Linked DNA regions of Homo sapiens: all the other regions are linked to region 1. Evidence: chromatin contacts called from ENCODE Hi-C or POLR2A ChIA-PET data. All regions are on one chromosome and are shown on one strand. The core of a region is the stretch at or near the end of the contact, and the rest is flanking DNA. Distances in the headings are between cores, read along the strand shown.

The links. Hi-C counts contacts between places; a loop is a spot of excess contacts on that map. ChIA-PET counts read pairs that join two places held with the same protein, here RNA polymerase II (POLR2A). Pooled maps may share reads with other maps.
Region 2: a map of CD4-positive, alpha-beta memory T cell shows a loop between it and region 1 (15-fold over the local background). The contact joins two enhancer-like sites. A Hi-C loop is called at or near these places in 4 of 168 maps with a recorded cell type or tissue (B cell, CD4-positive, alpha-beta memory T cell, CD8-positive, alpha-beta T cell and 1 more), 2 of 37 single-sample maps with no recorded cell type and 9 of 50 pooled maps. POLR2A ChIA-PET finds 5 or more read pairs at or near these places in 1 of 52 experiments (BJ).
Region 3: a map with no recorded cell type shows a loop between it and region 1 (3-fold over the local background). The contact joins two enhancer-like sites. A Hi-C loop is called at or near these places in 1 of 37 single-sample maps with no recorded cell type and 6 of 50 pooled maps. POLR2A ChIA-PET finds 5 or more read pairs at or near these places in 1 of 52 experiments (H1).

What each region holds. Positions count from the first base shown.
Region 1 is chr16:23,430,830-23,435,369 of GRCh38, forward strand. It overlaps COG7 (component of oligomeric golgi complex 7), which reads right to left. Exons shown (of 17, transcript NM_153603.4): 5 at 3,807-3,889; 6 at 2,716-2,838. Among named protein-coding and RNA genes, the nearest start is that of COG7, 20 kb to the right of the region's middle. Within about 2 kb of position 2,527, at least 3 of the 41 ENCODE cell types and tissues checked have a DNase peak (open chromatin) inside an H3K27ac peak, as active enhancers do.
Region 2 is chr16:21,554,213-21,558,752 of GRCh38, forward strand. No RefSeq gene overlaps it. Among named protein-coding and RNA genes, the nearest start is that of METTL9, 43 kb to the right of the region's middle. RefSeq lists an enhancer at 71-881. Within about 2 kb of position 2,564, at least 8 of the 41 ENCODE cell types and tissues checked have a DNase peak (open chromatin) inside an H3K27ac peak, as active enhancers do.
Region 3 is chr16:24,506,177-24,510,716 of GRCh38, forward strand. No RefSeq gene overlaps it. Among named protein-coding and RNA genes, the nearest start is that of RBBP6, 31 kb to the right of the region's middle. Within about 2 kb of position 2,720, at least 2 of the 41 ENCODE cell types and tissues checked have a DNase peak (open chromatin) inside an H3K27ac peak, as active enhancers do.

The DNA.
Region 1 (4,540 bases), core at 1,277-3,776:
CACGCCCAGTCTTGTAACTTATTTTGAAATGAGTAAAACAAATAAGATGATTGACTGGGCACTTTGGCTCATGTCTGTAATCCTAGCACTTTGGGAGGCTGAGGCGGGAAGATCACTTGAGCCCAGGAGTTCGACACCAGCCTGGGCAACATAGTGAGACCCCATCTCTGTTTAATTTAATATTTTTATATAAAAAAGAATACAAATAAAAATAATTTTAAAAAATAAGATGGATTAATGAACAGACAGAGACAGGGATAGACAGGCAGATCTGCAATAAAGCAAATAGAGCAAAATGCACACTGTACAACGTAGGAGGTGGCTACATGGGTATTCACTGTACAATTCCCTCAACATTTTTATATATTGGAAATTTCTCATATGAAAATGCTAAGGGGAAAAATCTGAAGGAGACACATGTGCCCTGGCTCCTGTGTGCTATACCGACCTTCAGGAGGGGACAGCCCAACTATTATGCTTCCATCCTGAAAAGAAAATGGGCCACAGGCCAACAGTATAAATCAGCAGAAACTCATGTCTCCCAAAATCTAGGATGAGGCCCAAAGAGAAGTCTGAGAAGTCTAAGTTCTTTTTCTTAGATGACGAAAGGCATTCGTATGTATGGACATGAACTGTTTTTATCCTTGTGATACAAGAAGTAGTAGAAGAGGCAAGAACACATGAATAATTTTTTTCTTGGCCGGGCACAGTGGCTCATGCCTGTAATCCCAGCACTTTGGGAGGTCGAGGTGGGTGGTCATTTGAGGTCAGGAGTTCGAGACCAGCCCAGCCAACATGGTGAAACCCCATCTGTACTAAAAACACAAAAATTAGCTGGGAGTGGTGGCGGATGCCTGTAATCCCAGCTACTCAGGAGGCTGAGGCAGGAGAATTGCTTGAACCAGAGAGGCGGAGGTTGCAGGGAGCCAAGATTGTGTCCCTGCACTCCAGCCTGGGTGACAGAGCAAGACTCTGTCTGAAGAAAAAAAAAAAAAAAAAAGAAATATTCTTCTTAAGAAAAATAAAATAAAGTCAGGCATGGTGGCTCATGCCTGTAATCCCAGCACTTTGGGAGGCCAAAGTGGGAGGATTACTTGAGGCCAGGAGTTAGAGACCAGCCTGGGCAACACAGTGAGATCCTTATCTCTACAAAAAAAATTTTTTTTAATTAGCCAGGCATGGTGGCACATACGTGTATTCCTAGCTACTTGAAAGGCTCAGGCAGGAGGACAGCTTGAACCCAGGAGGCCGAGGCTGCAGTGAGCCATGATCATGCCACTGCACTCTAGCCTGCATGACAGAGCAAGACTCTGTCTCAAACAAAACAAAACAAAACAAAATCCTAAGAATGAATTAGGTTAGTTCAAGGAAAAAGAACAAGGATGGAGAAAAGTGCTTTAACCAACAACTTGAATGACATGACCCGGTATAAGGAATTCTCTCCAACCTTAGTCAAATTCATTCCAGCAAATGACTGATGAACATCTGAAGAGTGATTCACAACTATAGTAAAAAATAAAATATGGGGAACGTGACACTAAACCACTCGTAGATGACCTGCTTCTAGGTTGGGGTTTCGTACATAGCAGAGCAGCTCCCTCACTGCAATCTATTTCAATAGCTCTCTATCTGAGTGCTATTGAAAATCAGCCCTCAACACAAGGGTTTGGAGAAAAAAAATAAATAAATAAGAAAAAAATAAATAAAATAAGCCACACTAGAAACAGGCCCAGTAAGTCATTACTGCAAAGTAAGACAGGCTCTTCCCCTGCTTACAAGAGGTTCTACTGTGCCTCCTGTCTCAAGGCAAGAGAACAACGGTTTAAAACCTTTATGGCTGGAAATGCCTAGAGACTTGAGGAAAGTAAATGATGGATAGTTGCCACTTGAAACAAAGTTCCTCTGTCTCTCCTCACTCCTAGTCAGGGGGTACCTTTAAAATTATCTCTTCCCCTACTTCTTGGTGTATCATGAGAACAAGGGAGACTCACTTCAGGTAGGTAAATTTTACCTGAAGTAAAGATAAAAACATTCCTGTTCATTCGAACACCACCTGACGAGGGGCCTCCTGCTTTTAGATGGGAAGAAAATGGCCTTCAGGAATTCCACAGGCTCCCTTGCTGGACAACAGGCGGCATTGTCACATTAGGTCCTATTTAAGTTATAGATAAGAGTGGTAAGAAGAGTTTCAGTGGAGACCTAAAGATTTCACTGACGTGGATTTCTAAGCTTATCTTTTAAACTTAAACCATTTAACTGGTTATCGTTTTTTCTTTTGTTGTTTGTTTGTTTGAGACAGTCTTGCTTGCTCTGTTGTCCAAGCTGAAGTGTAGTGGTGCGACCATAGTCACTGTGGCCTCAACCTCCTGGACGTAAGCAATCTTCCTGCCTCGGTCTCCTTAGTAATTGTGCCACCACACCTGGCTAACTTTTGCATTTTTTGTAGAGTTGGGGTTTCACCGTGTTGGCCAGGCTGGTCTCGAACTCCTAGGCTCAAACGATCCGCCCACTTCGACCTTCCAAAGTGTGGTGATTACAAGTGTGAGCCACCGCACCCGGCCTAACTGGTTATTTTTTAACCCCTTGAATGACAGCAACAAACGGGGAAGTTCTTTGAGCTGTGCTCTGCAGTTGAGGGTGGCCACTCCCGAGGCAGTCACCCGTTCCCTTGTCACCACAGACTCTGTTCTCCCTAGAACAAAAATGAGCTGTTACCTGTGTAGCCCACTGGATTTGTGTGTGCCAAGCACCAAGCAAGGCATCATAGAGTCCGGTAAGCTGCCGGTCCAGGGATAGGTCACTTTGACACAGCTCTTGCCAGGCTGCTAAAAGCTGCACCTGCAGAGACAGAACAAAGGGAACCTTATTGGGTACGTCAACATAGGTTGCCTGTGAACACTGCCCTGCCCTGCTACCCAGCGTAATCACGGATTGCTCAATGGGCTCACTGGGCAGCCCAGTGAGGTCCATTCACTTCAAAGAAAGGCAGGAAAAAAAAAAAAACATTTGCAGTTATCTGCACTGATTCACAGCTTTAATCTGTCACCCTGCGGATGTGATCCCCTCTCCATTTATCCTGCCCTAAAAACATGTAATGTGCAACCACTTGGCACACCATCACTCTTCTGAATAGATGTTGGGGCAAGAGCGGGCAGACATGTATGTTTAAGCTTCATGTCCTAACATCACTGCTTAAAAGACACAGAGCACTGGACTTGAAGGAATTAAGGTCAGTTCAGGAAGCTGTCAAGTTTTTTGGCAATCTAACTTCAGCAAACCTAGAAAACATAAAATTCCAAGCCAGGTGGAGTGGCACGCGCCTGTAGTCCCAACTCCTCACAAGGCTGAGACGGGAGGATCACTTGAGCCCAGGAGTTCAAGGCTGTAGTGCACCATGATCGGATCTGTGAATAGTCACCGCACTCCAGGCTGGGCAAAATAGTGAAACCCTATCTCTAAAGAAAAAAAGAGAAATTCTTACTGCCTTCTGAGGGTGTAATAAAGCTTAAGACATAAATCTCCCTTAAAAGACAAAAATGAGAATAAATTAAAACAACGTTTCAAGTCTATAATGAATCCAGCTGTAAACAGAAAAGAGAATGAAAACGGATAACTTTTTCCAACTGGCAATTAAACAAATCCATATGCTAGACCAAGAGCACCCCCTACTGGCTAACTAAGAGAAAAACAGCCAGAGGGCAAGGAGACAAATGTTCTTACCTTCTGAATTATGAACCTGCGATTCTGTGACCCAGAGTTATGAGCATTCCACAACTGCACAACTGTCATCGCGCACAGCTTCTTACCTTGTGACACTTGTAGTAGTAGGCCAGGAGCTGGGGCATCCGGTCAATTTCAGTAAACACCTTCACAAACACTTTGGACTGATCTAAAGAACATACAATGTATATATACTGTTACCAGCCTTTCTGGTGTAGACATGAGAAAAAACTCACCAGGATGAAGGTGGATATATGGAAGCTAGTATTCACAAGTTCCTGCCTAGATACTGAATTAACTCATGCATGAGGATCATAAATTTGAAAAATAAGCATGACGTGAAAACCAGATACTGCAAGGTATTCCCCACTGTTCCTCACAGAATTCATATTTTAACATGATACTGAGAGGTTATTTATGTCTTTCAAAATTCCTACTTCGATTATACCAGATGGGAACTTTAAAAAAGCAAACACACTGAACTGCTATATGTCAACATATCTGGTGGTTTGAGGAATAAGTAAATAATTTGGGCTGGTCGCGGTAGCTCATGCCTGTAATCCCAGCACTTTGGGAGGCTAAGGCAGGCGGATCACCTGAGGTCAGGAGTTCGAGACCAGCCTGGCCAACATGGCAAAACCCCATCTCTACTAAAAGAAAAACAAAAATTAGCTGAGCGTGGTGGTGCACACCTGTAATCCCAGCTCCTTGGGAGGCTGAGGGAGGAGAATTGGTTGAACCCGGGAGGCAGAGGTTGCAGTGAGCCAAGATCGCGCCACTGCACTCCAGCCTGGCCAACAGAGCAAGACTCCCTCTAAAA
Region 2 (4,540 bases), core at 1,314-3,813, 1.9 Mb before region 1:
TTTCCAGCAGGGCTGGAGCCCACAGGCATCTCTTCACCTTTCCCGACCCCGAGCTGTCCCAGAATTCTTCTTCTTCTTTTTTTTTTTTTTTTTTTTTGAGACGGAGTTTCACTCTGTCGCCCAGGCTGGAATGCAGTGGCGTGATCTCAGCTCACTGCAACCTCCGCCTCCCGGGTTCAAGAGATTCTCCTGCCTCAGCCTCCCAAGTAGCTGGTACTACAGGTGGGCACCACCACACCCGGCTATTTTTTTTTTTTTTTGTATTTTTAGTAAAGACGGGGTTTCACCATGTTGGCCAGGATGATCTCGATCTCCTGACCTCATGATCCGCCCCCCTTGGCTTCCCAAAGTGCTGGGATTACAGGCGTGAGCCACCGTACCCAGCCTGTCACAGAATTCTTTACTGCGGCAGCCTCTGATGGGCTGGATCCTCCGCCTCTCTACTCATTGGAGTAAGAGACAAGTCAGCCCTTTCCAATCTGCCTCCTGAGGGGAACCATGGGGCCCTCGGGACATGCGGCCCCTCCTCAGGCTGGCTCGGGGCATCTGCACCCCTGTACCTGAGCAAGGGACTTGCTTGAAACGGCGGCCACCCTGGGCTGGGGACCAAGCACGCTCAGGGGAAAACCCAAAAAGGCTACTGTGTCTCACTGGCTCTATGATACGCAAATGAGGAGGGAAGCGAAACGTTCGTTCTTCTAAGAGGGTAACTGCAAAGGAAGTCTGGGCCGCTGCGTTTTCGGGAACAGCAGGTGCGGTGGCCGATGGATAACTCGGGCTGGGCTGGAGCGGCCCCTGGTGGCAGTTCGGTGAAGAGGCACCCGGAACCTGGCAACGTGGCCCGCGCGGGGCGCACGCATATCAGGAAGACACAGAGGCCTTTTTACTGAAAATGCCAGCGGGTGCGGATTCCACAGGCTCCTCTTCAGCATCAGTCTAGTGTGGGATTCATACACCTTGAGCCTCTTTCAAGGTGAAACAGAGAATCTCACTGAAAACTTTAAATCCCACTGTAAATTCCAAAATTAGACCTGCGCCGCGAAGACCGCCCACCAGCAAAATGCCAAGCGTATTTCTTTAAAAACTGGAAAGCCGTGTTTCGCTGCTCTTCCTGTAGACAATACAGCATGGGGGCAGGAGTGGGGTCTGGAGTCGGACGCACGTTCAGAGGCTGGGGTCACTTCTCCCAAACCGTGTGCAGTCGGACGCACGTTCAGAAGCTGGGGCCGCCACTCCCAAACTGTGTGCTCTAGGTCCAGCTTTTGCACCCCTCCTAGCCTCAGTTTCCCCATCTGTAAAGTGGGGATGATCCTTGAACCCCCACCATAGGACTGCTGTTACGATTAAGTCACATGGGAAATACGAAGTCCTTAGCACAACGCTTGACATAAAGGAAGCACTCTAAAACAAACAAACAAACAAACAAAAAACAACGAACTGGAAGCCACTGAAGCCTTCATGGGGTGAAACAGCTGATTAAGGGGCAAAGGCTCTCGCTGGCCAGGTTCTGGCGTGTCCCGGGCACCACGCATCCTGTCCATGAGCTCACGTCGTTGTCGTGATGGAGAAGGCTTGGTGCATACCAGAGTGCGGCGGAGGAGCTGGCCTTCACTGGGCACCTGCTACCTGCTGGGCATTGCGAGGTAACTTTATGTTCCTCCCAGGATGAACTCCTCACAATGGCCCTACAGAGCAGGTCCTGTGAGTCCAACTTTGAGATGAGGAAATTGAGACGCAGAGAGGTTCGGTCACCTGCCCCATTTTAGCCGGCAACCTCACCCAGGTCTGACGGTCCAGGCCCTCAGCTTTTGTAGTAGGGTTCAGGCCAAACTCTGCTACTTGCCTTGCCAGTAAAGTTAGGGACCCAATTTAAGGCTGCAGACCTGGATAAAATAATCTCAAAGTGACTTCTTTTTTTTTTAGGTGGAGTCTCACTCTGTCACCCAGGCTGGAGTGCGGTAGGGTGCTCTCGGCTCACTGCAACCTCTGCCTCCCAGGTTCCAGTGATTCTCCTGCCTCAGCCTCCTGAGTTGCTGGGACTACAGACAAGTGTTACCACACCCCACTAAATTTTGTTTTTGTTTTTGTTTCTTTGAGATGGAGCCTTGCTCTGTCACCTGGGCTGGAGTGCAATGGCCAGATCTTGGCTCACTGCAACCTCCACCTCCTGAGCTCAAGCGATTCTCTCACCTCTGCTTCCCGAGTAGCTGGGATTATAAGCACCCACCAGCATGCCCAGCTAATTTTTGTATTTTTAGTAGAGGCAGGGTTTCACCATGTTGGCCAGGCTGGCCTTGAACTCTTGACCTCAGGGGATCTGCTGCTTCAGCCTCCCAAAATGCTGGGATTACAAGCATAAGCCACTGTGCCAAGCCTAAAGTGACTTTTCGTAATGACAATACAATGTCAGGATATTCTCCTTAATCAAAAAAAAAAAAAAAAAGGCAAGCCCAATTCACGAAAAGGGGTCTTTAAGCTGCCAGCCCCCATCCCCCAGACTCTGCTATCGGCAGGGCTGGTCCACCGGGCAGCACTGGCCACTGTTGCCTCAGCGTTCTGTGCAAGCAGGTGCGTCAGAACCGGCTCATGGAGATATAATTGAACGATTGCCTCAGCGCGTGCCAGACTCTCCAAACATAATAACAGATGACGTTTGGGGTCGGCTCCAGGCGGTGACGTGCTGGCCCCAGAGAATATTGTCTCTGCTATTACAACAGATGCTGTTAATAGCTATCTATTTGTAGTTCGGGGCTTTTACCAAGATGAGCAGGCTTTTGGCAGGCACGGGTTGTTTGAAGGCTTAAAATTAGTACAAGAGAAGTTTGAGATGTTCTAATTACTGGAAATTTCAAATAACACGATGCCGCAAGGGACCGGTCTGCTTCCGGTGCCACTCTCGGGGGTAATGCACGTTCCCAAGCTGTAAATGGGGAAGGCTGAGGGCTTCTGTGTGCCACCTCCCCAGGCAGGCAGGGGCCGCAGCCACTGCAAGCCCCTGCCCACAGAACTCGGCGATGACGGAACCTAGACTGCTCCCTGGAAGTTAGCCTCTGAGACCATCACATATTGGCACTGGTTTGAAAGCCAGGCAAATGTGGGCTCCAATCCTGGCTTCACACGGTGGGGCTTTGCAAGTTGTTTTATAGGTCTGTGGCCCAGACTAGACATTTGTAAAAGGATAATGATGCCTATGGCAAGGATTGAGTACTGTGATGCTTACAAAGTACCTCCCTAACAGTCCCTGGCATGCAGTGAGAGCTCAAATAATGGTAGCCACTTACTATTATTATGACTGGTGTTATTGTTATTATTAAAATTACTGTCATCGCCCAGGCACGGTGGCTCACACCTGTAATCCCAGCACTTTGGGAGGCTGAGGCGGGCAGATCACTTGAGGTCAGACGTTTGAGACCAGCCTGGGCAACATGGTGAAACCCGGTCTCTACTAAAAATACAAAAATTAGCCGGGGGTGGTGGCACGCGACTGTAGTCCCAACTACTTGGGAGGCGGAGGTGAGAGAATCGCTTGAAGCCGGGAGGTGTGGAGGTTGCGTCACTGCACTCCAGCCTGGGCGACAGAGGGAGACTCCATCTCAATAAATAAATAAACAATAAAATAAAATAAAATTGCTATCATCACTGGCATCGTCATCATCTCACTACAGCAGAGATCCGCAGTTCCCCGAAACAAATACCACGAGTCTCAAGGTAAGACCTGCACGTAAGGATGTCGAAAGATAAATATGTCTTAAGAACATGTCCATGAGAAGGGGCTTTGCCAGCCATGCAAGCATAAAAGAAGAAAAGTCCCTCATTCATCCAAAAACACCCGCTGAGTTTCTCCCGCGTGCCGGGCACCACGCTCAGTACGGGGGACAGAGGGAGGAGGCTCTAGGCTCTGACTTGCCCTTGCAGAGCTTGGAATCCAGGAGTGTCAGACGGTGGTAGAGATAAAAAGCTGTGTGTCTGAGAGGTGAGGGCGTGGGCTTTGGGGCCCTAAACTTGCTTGGGACGCCCGGGAGGGCCCCCGTGGAAGCGGCGTTTCAGTGGAGCCCTGAAGATGGGTTTCTATTTGTCAGGTGAAGATAATGGCAGCTCCAGGCAGAAAGGGACGACCAGCGGAAAGGACCCTGGTGAGAGCAGCCACCACGACGGAACAGGCAGAAGCACCAGCTGGCAAAGGCACTGTCAGGGGCAGCGGGAGATGGGATTGGAAGGGCAACAGGGTTGGCGCCCGTGGTGGCAAAAGGAAGGGGGGCCTTCGCCAACAAACCCCAACAGGGTTTTTTTTTTTTTTTTTTTTTTTTGAGACAGAGTCTTGCTCTGTCACCCAGGCTGGATGCAGTGGTACAATCTTGGCTCACTGCAGCCTCTGCCTCCTAGGTTCAAGCTATTCTCCTGCCTCAGCCTCCTGTAGCTGGGATTACAGGCACGCACCACCACAACTGGCTAATTTTTGTATATTTAGTAGAGACAGGGTTTCACCATGTTGGCCAGTCTGGTCTCAAACTCCTGACCTCAGGTGATCCACCTGCCTCGG
Region 3 (4,540 bases), core at 1,470-3,969, 1.1 Mb after region 1:
TTTTTATTTTTCATTTTTTAAAAATGTTTTGTAAAGATGGGGTTTCACTGTGTTGCCCAGGCTGATCTTGAACTCCTGGGCTCAAACAACCCTCCCATCTTGGCCTTCCAAAGTGCTAGGATCACAGGCATGAGTCACTGAGCCCTCTTTTCTTTTCCCTTAATTTTTATCTTAAGGACGGGATCTTGCTCTGTTGCCGAGACTAGAGTGCAGTGGCACAATCATAGCTCACTGCAGCCTCAGACTCTTGGCCTCAACCAATCCTCCTGTCTCAGCCTCTCACGTAGCTGGAACTATAGGCACAAATCACCACGCAATCTCACACTTTTAACCACTGCACTATAATACTTTGTCCCTGACTTCTGGGCACTGTTGTTTGATCTACAAAGTTCCATGTGGTTCCATGTACTTACATATGCGTTGTTGGTCTGCGAGTTGGTTTCCTGAGATAATTTTTTTTTTTTTAGACGAAGTCACTCTGTCACCCAGGCTGTAGTGCAGTGGCACGATCTCAGTTCACTGCAACCTCCACCTCCCGGGTTCAAGGGATTCTCCTGCCTCAGCCTCCTGAGTAGCTGGGACTACAGCAATGTGCCGCCCCACCCAGCTACATTTTGTAAAGTTAGTGGAGACGATGTTTCACTATGTTGGTCAGGCTGCTCTTGAACTCCTGACCTCAGGTGATCTGCCCACCTCGGCTTCCCAAAGTGCTGGGATTACAGGCGTGAGCCCCCTCCCACCTGGCCCCTGAGATAAGGATTAAAGTGCAAATCATTTATCTGAGAATTGACCCCAGGAAGCACTGTGGGGGAATGGGGAAGTATATTAGTCTGCTAAAGCTGCCAAAACAAAATGCCATAGACTGGGTGGCTTAAACAACAGGAATATACTTTCTCACAGTTCTGGAGGCTGGAAGTTCAAGATCAAAGTGCTGGCAGGGTTGGTTTCCTCAGAGGCCTCTCTCCTTGGCTGCAGGTGGCTGACCTCCTGCTGCCTTTTCACATGGTTGTCTGTCTGTGCAGCAGATGCCTGGTGTCTCTCGGTGTCCTAATCTCCTCTGTTAAGTACAACCGTCGGATTGGATTAGGGCCCACCCTTACAGCCTCATTTTAGCTTATTAACCTCTTGAAAAGCCCTATTTCCAAATGCAGTCACGTTCTGAAGCACTGGGGGTTGAGACTTCAACATGTGAATTGGGAGGGGAGCACACAGTTCAGTCCCTAACAGGAAGTAAGACGGGAGGGAAAGACACAATGAAAGGGCATTTGACTAAGTAGGTTACTGCTGTGGGGAACCGGGGCTGATCCCACTGGGTACATCTGAGACAGTTTAGGACACTCTCTCATGCCTGTAATCCCAGGACTTTGGGAGGCCGAGGCGGGCGGATCACAAGGTCAGGAGTTTGAGACCAGCCTGGTCAACATAGTGAAACCCCATCTCTACTAAAAATACGAAAATTTAGCCAGGCGTGGTGGCGTGTGCCTGTAGTCCCAGCTACTCAGGAGGCTGAGGCAGGAGACTCACTTGAACCTGGGAGACAGAGGTTGCAGTGAGCAGAGATTGCACCATTGCACTCCAGCCAGGGCAACAGTGCGGGACTCTGTCTCAAGAAAAAAAAAAAAAAACACTCTCAAGCTAAGTGTGATGGCTCACGCTTGTAATCCCAGCACTTGGGGAAGCCTAAACGGGCGGATCCCTTGAGTCCAGGAGTTCAAGTCTAGCTTGGGCAACATAGAGAGCCCTCATCTCTACCAAAAGAAAATGAAGAAATAAGGCTAGTGCAGTGGCACTCACCTGTAGTCCCGTCTACTCTAGAGGCTGAGGTGGGAGGATCGCTTGAGCCCAGGAGGTCAAGATTGCAATGAGCTGTGATTGCACCACCGTACTCCAGCCTGGGCCACAGAGAAAGACCTTGTCTAAAAAATAAATAAATAAAAATAAAATAAACACTCTCAGGGTGATCCTTCCCTGCTGAGGAACAAGGAGTGGGGTGTTTATCTTTCATTGCCCATCTGTGTTGTCAATGGCTGCTTCCAGGACATTAGCTCCCCAGCACTCACAGTCTAAGAGAAAGTATTCGGGCTGACAGATGCAGCTGCTCACAGCAGGATGCAGTCAGCATGAAAAGGGACAGTGAGTGCGTGAGGATTTGGGTGGGGCACTGACTGTCTTGCTATGCCACCCCATAAACCCCCTAAGTCCATCAGATTCTTTTTTTTTGAAATAGGATCTTGCCCTATCACCCAGGCTGGAGTGCAGTGGCCCAATTGTAGCTCACTGCAACCTTGACCTCCTGGGCTCAAGTGATTCTCCCACCTCAGCTTCCCAAGTAGCTGAGACTACATTTGTGCACCACCATGCCTCACTAACTTATTTAAATTATTTTTTGTAGAGACAGGGCCTCACGATGTTGCCCAGGCTGGTCTTGAACTCCTGGCCTCAAGTGATCCTCCTGCCTTGGCCTCTCGAAGTGCTGGGATTACAGGCATATGCCACAATGCTCAGCCTACCTGATTCTTATGTTATGGTACCTGGCTCTGAGCCAACTCTAGTTTGTTTCAACAGCAGATCTTTAAGTGATTTTTCTACCAATTGTATGTGCCAACAAATTGCCAAGTCAAGTCAGAGCATTTCCATTACAGCCTGCTTGGTTTCCTGTTTTAGCTACTCTTTCCATCCCAGAGCGGGAGCAATTTCACTGTCTCACATTCCAGCTCAAGCTTATGAGTCAGGACTCTTTGGGCCCAGTGCAGTGGCTCACGCCTGTAATCCCAGCACTTTAGAAGGCTGAGGCAGGCAGTTCACCTGAGGTCAGGAGTTTGAGAACAGCCTGGCCAACACGGTGAAATCCCATCTCTACTAAAAATACAAAAATTAGCCAGGCATGGTGGCATGTTTCTGTGGTCCCAGCTATTCAGGAGGCTGAGGCAGGGGAATTGCTTGAACCCAGGAGGCAGAGGTTGAAGTGAGCTGAGATTGTGCCATTGCACTCCAACCTGGGTGACAGAGCAAAACTCCATCTCAGAAAAGAAGAAAGAAAGAAAGAGAGAGAGAGAGAAAGAGAGAGAGAAAAAAAGAAAGAAAGAAAGAAAGAAAGAAAGAAAGAAAGAAAGAAAGAAAGAAAGAAAGAAAGAAAGAGAAAGAAAGAAAGAAAGAAAGAAAGAAAGAAAGAGGGAAAGAAAAAGAAGGGAAGAAAGGGAAGGGAAGAAAGGGAAGGAAGGGAAGGAGAAAAAGACAAAGAAAAAGAAAATCAGGACTCCTTGGTTCCAAGTTGCAGAACCTCAGTACAAATTGGCTTAAAAATAGAGAGGGTGGGTTTATAGGCTCAAGTTACTGAATATGCCAGGCACTACTGGATTGGGTGTCCAAAAAAGTAGCTTTGGGAATGTGTCCTTTTAAACCCCTTAGTTCAGTTTTTCTGTGCTGGCTTCTATGGAAGGCAGGCTGTCGCTATGAAGTGGCACAGATGACCCCAAGCAGCCCCAGGTCTACATCCCATGGATACCTCTACCAGTTAAGATGCCTTTTGGAGACTCATAACCAAAAAGCTGACTCAACAAGACAGACAGCACCCAGAGACAGAGTCCAGAGGTGGGCTGAGCTTTCAGCTCAGTTGATTCATCTGCACCAAGATGAATCTTTATTCTGTCTCTTTACTCTGCCCATTCACAGCACTGGCTTCATCCTCGATCTGGCTTAAATGTATTAAAGCATCCTTTTCAGAAGCTCCTAGCAAGACTTTCCTTGCACCTCTTGGCCCAAATTGATTTTAACTTGTCCACCCTTGAACTAGTCACTGCCAAGAAAATGGATTATTATGATTAACTTAAGATAATTATCTGGGGGTAATGAATTTTAGAGAGTCGACCACTATGACCACCAAGAGATGTGTCTTTCTTAATATTTTCTTAATATTTTCTCTGGCTTACTATATTGTAAAAATATAGTATATGATATATTTACCATACAAAATACGTATTCATCAACTGCCTATGTTATTGATAAGATTTCCAGTCAACAGTGGGCTATTAGTATTAATAGTTAAGTTTTGGGGAAGTCATAAGATAACATTTGCATTTTCAACTGCATGGAGGGTTGGTGCCCCAAACCTTCATGTTGTCCAAGGGTCAACTGTATATAAATTATGTTTTGTTTATTTTTTTAGAAGACTACTCTTCTTCTTCTGGTTCACATTCTCTCATGACACGCTTGACTCTTATGGGTTCCAGCGGAGTCATGGGTCCATCCATGAACCATGGCAGTGACTCTGACTGGCCAGGATTGGGTCCTACTCCTAACCCTGGAACCAGGGGACTGTGCTCAGCACCGCTAAAGCTGCATGGACTGAGAGTCAGTGAGGAGTAGCTCTTCAAAGAAAAAAAAAAAGTTCTTAAAGCAGAAAAAAAATGAAAACAGGTGCTGCTCAAGGAAAAATAACAAGTGTCCACTATTATCCCACTCCATTTGAGAGACCAATAAAGACTTTAGATAGCTTTAGACAGGTGGAGATCAAGAGTTCTGAACCCAACAGTGTGAGGCT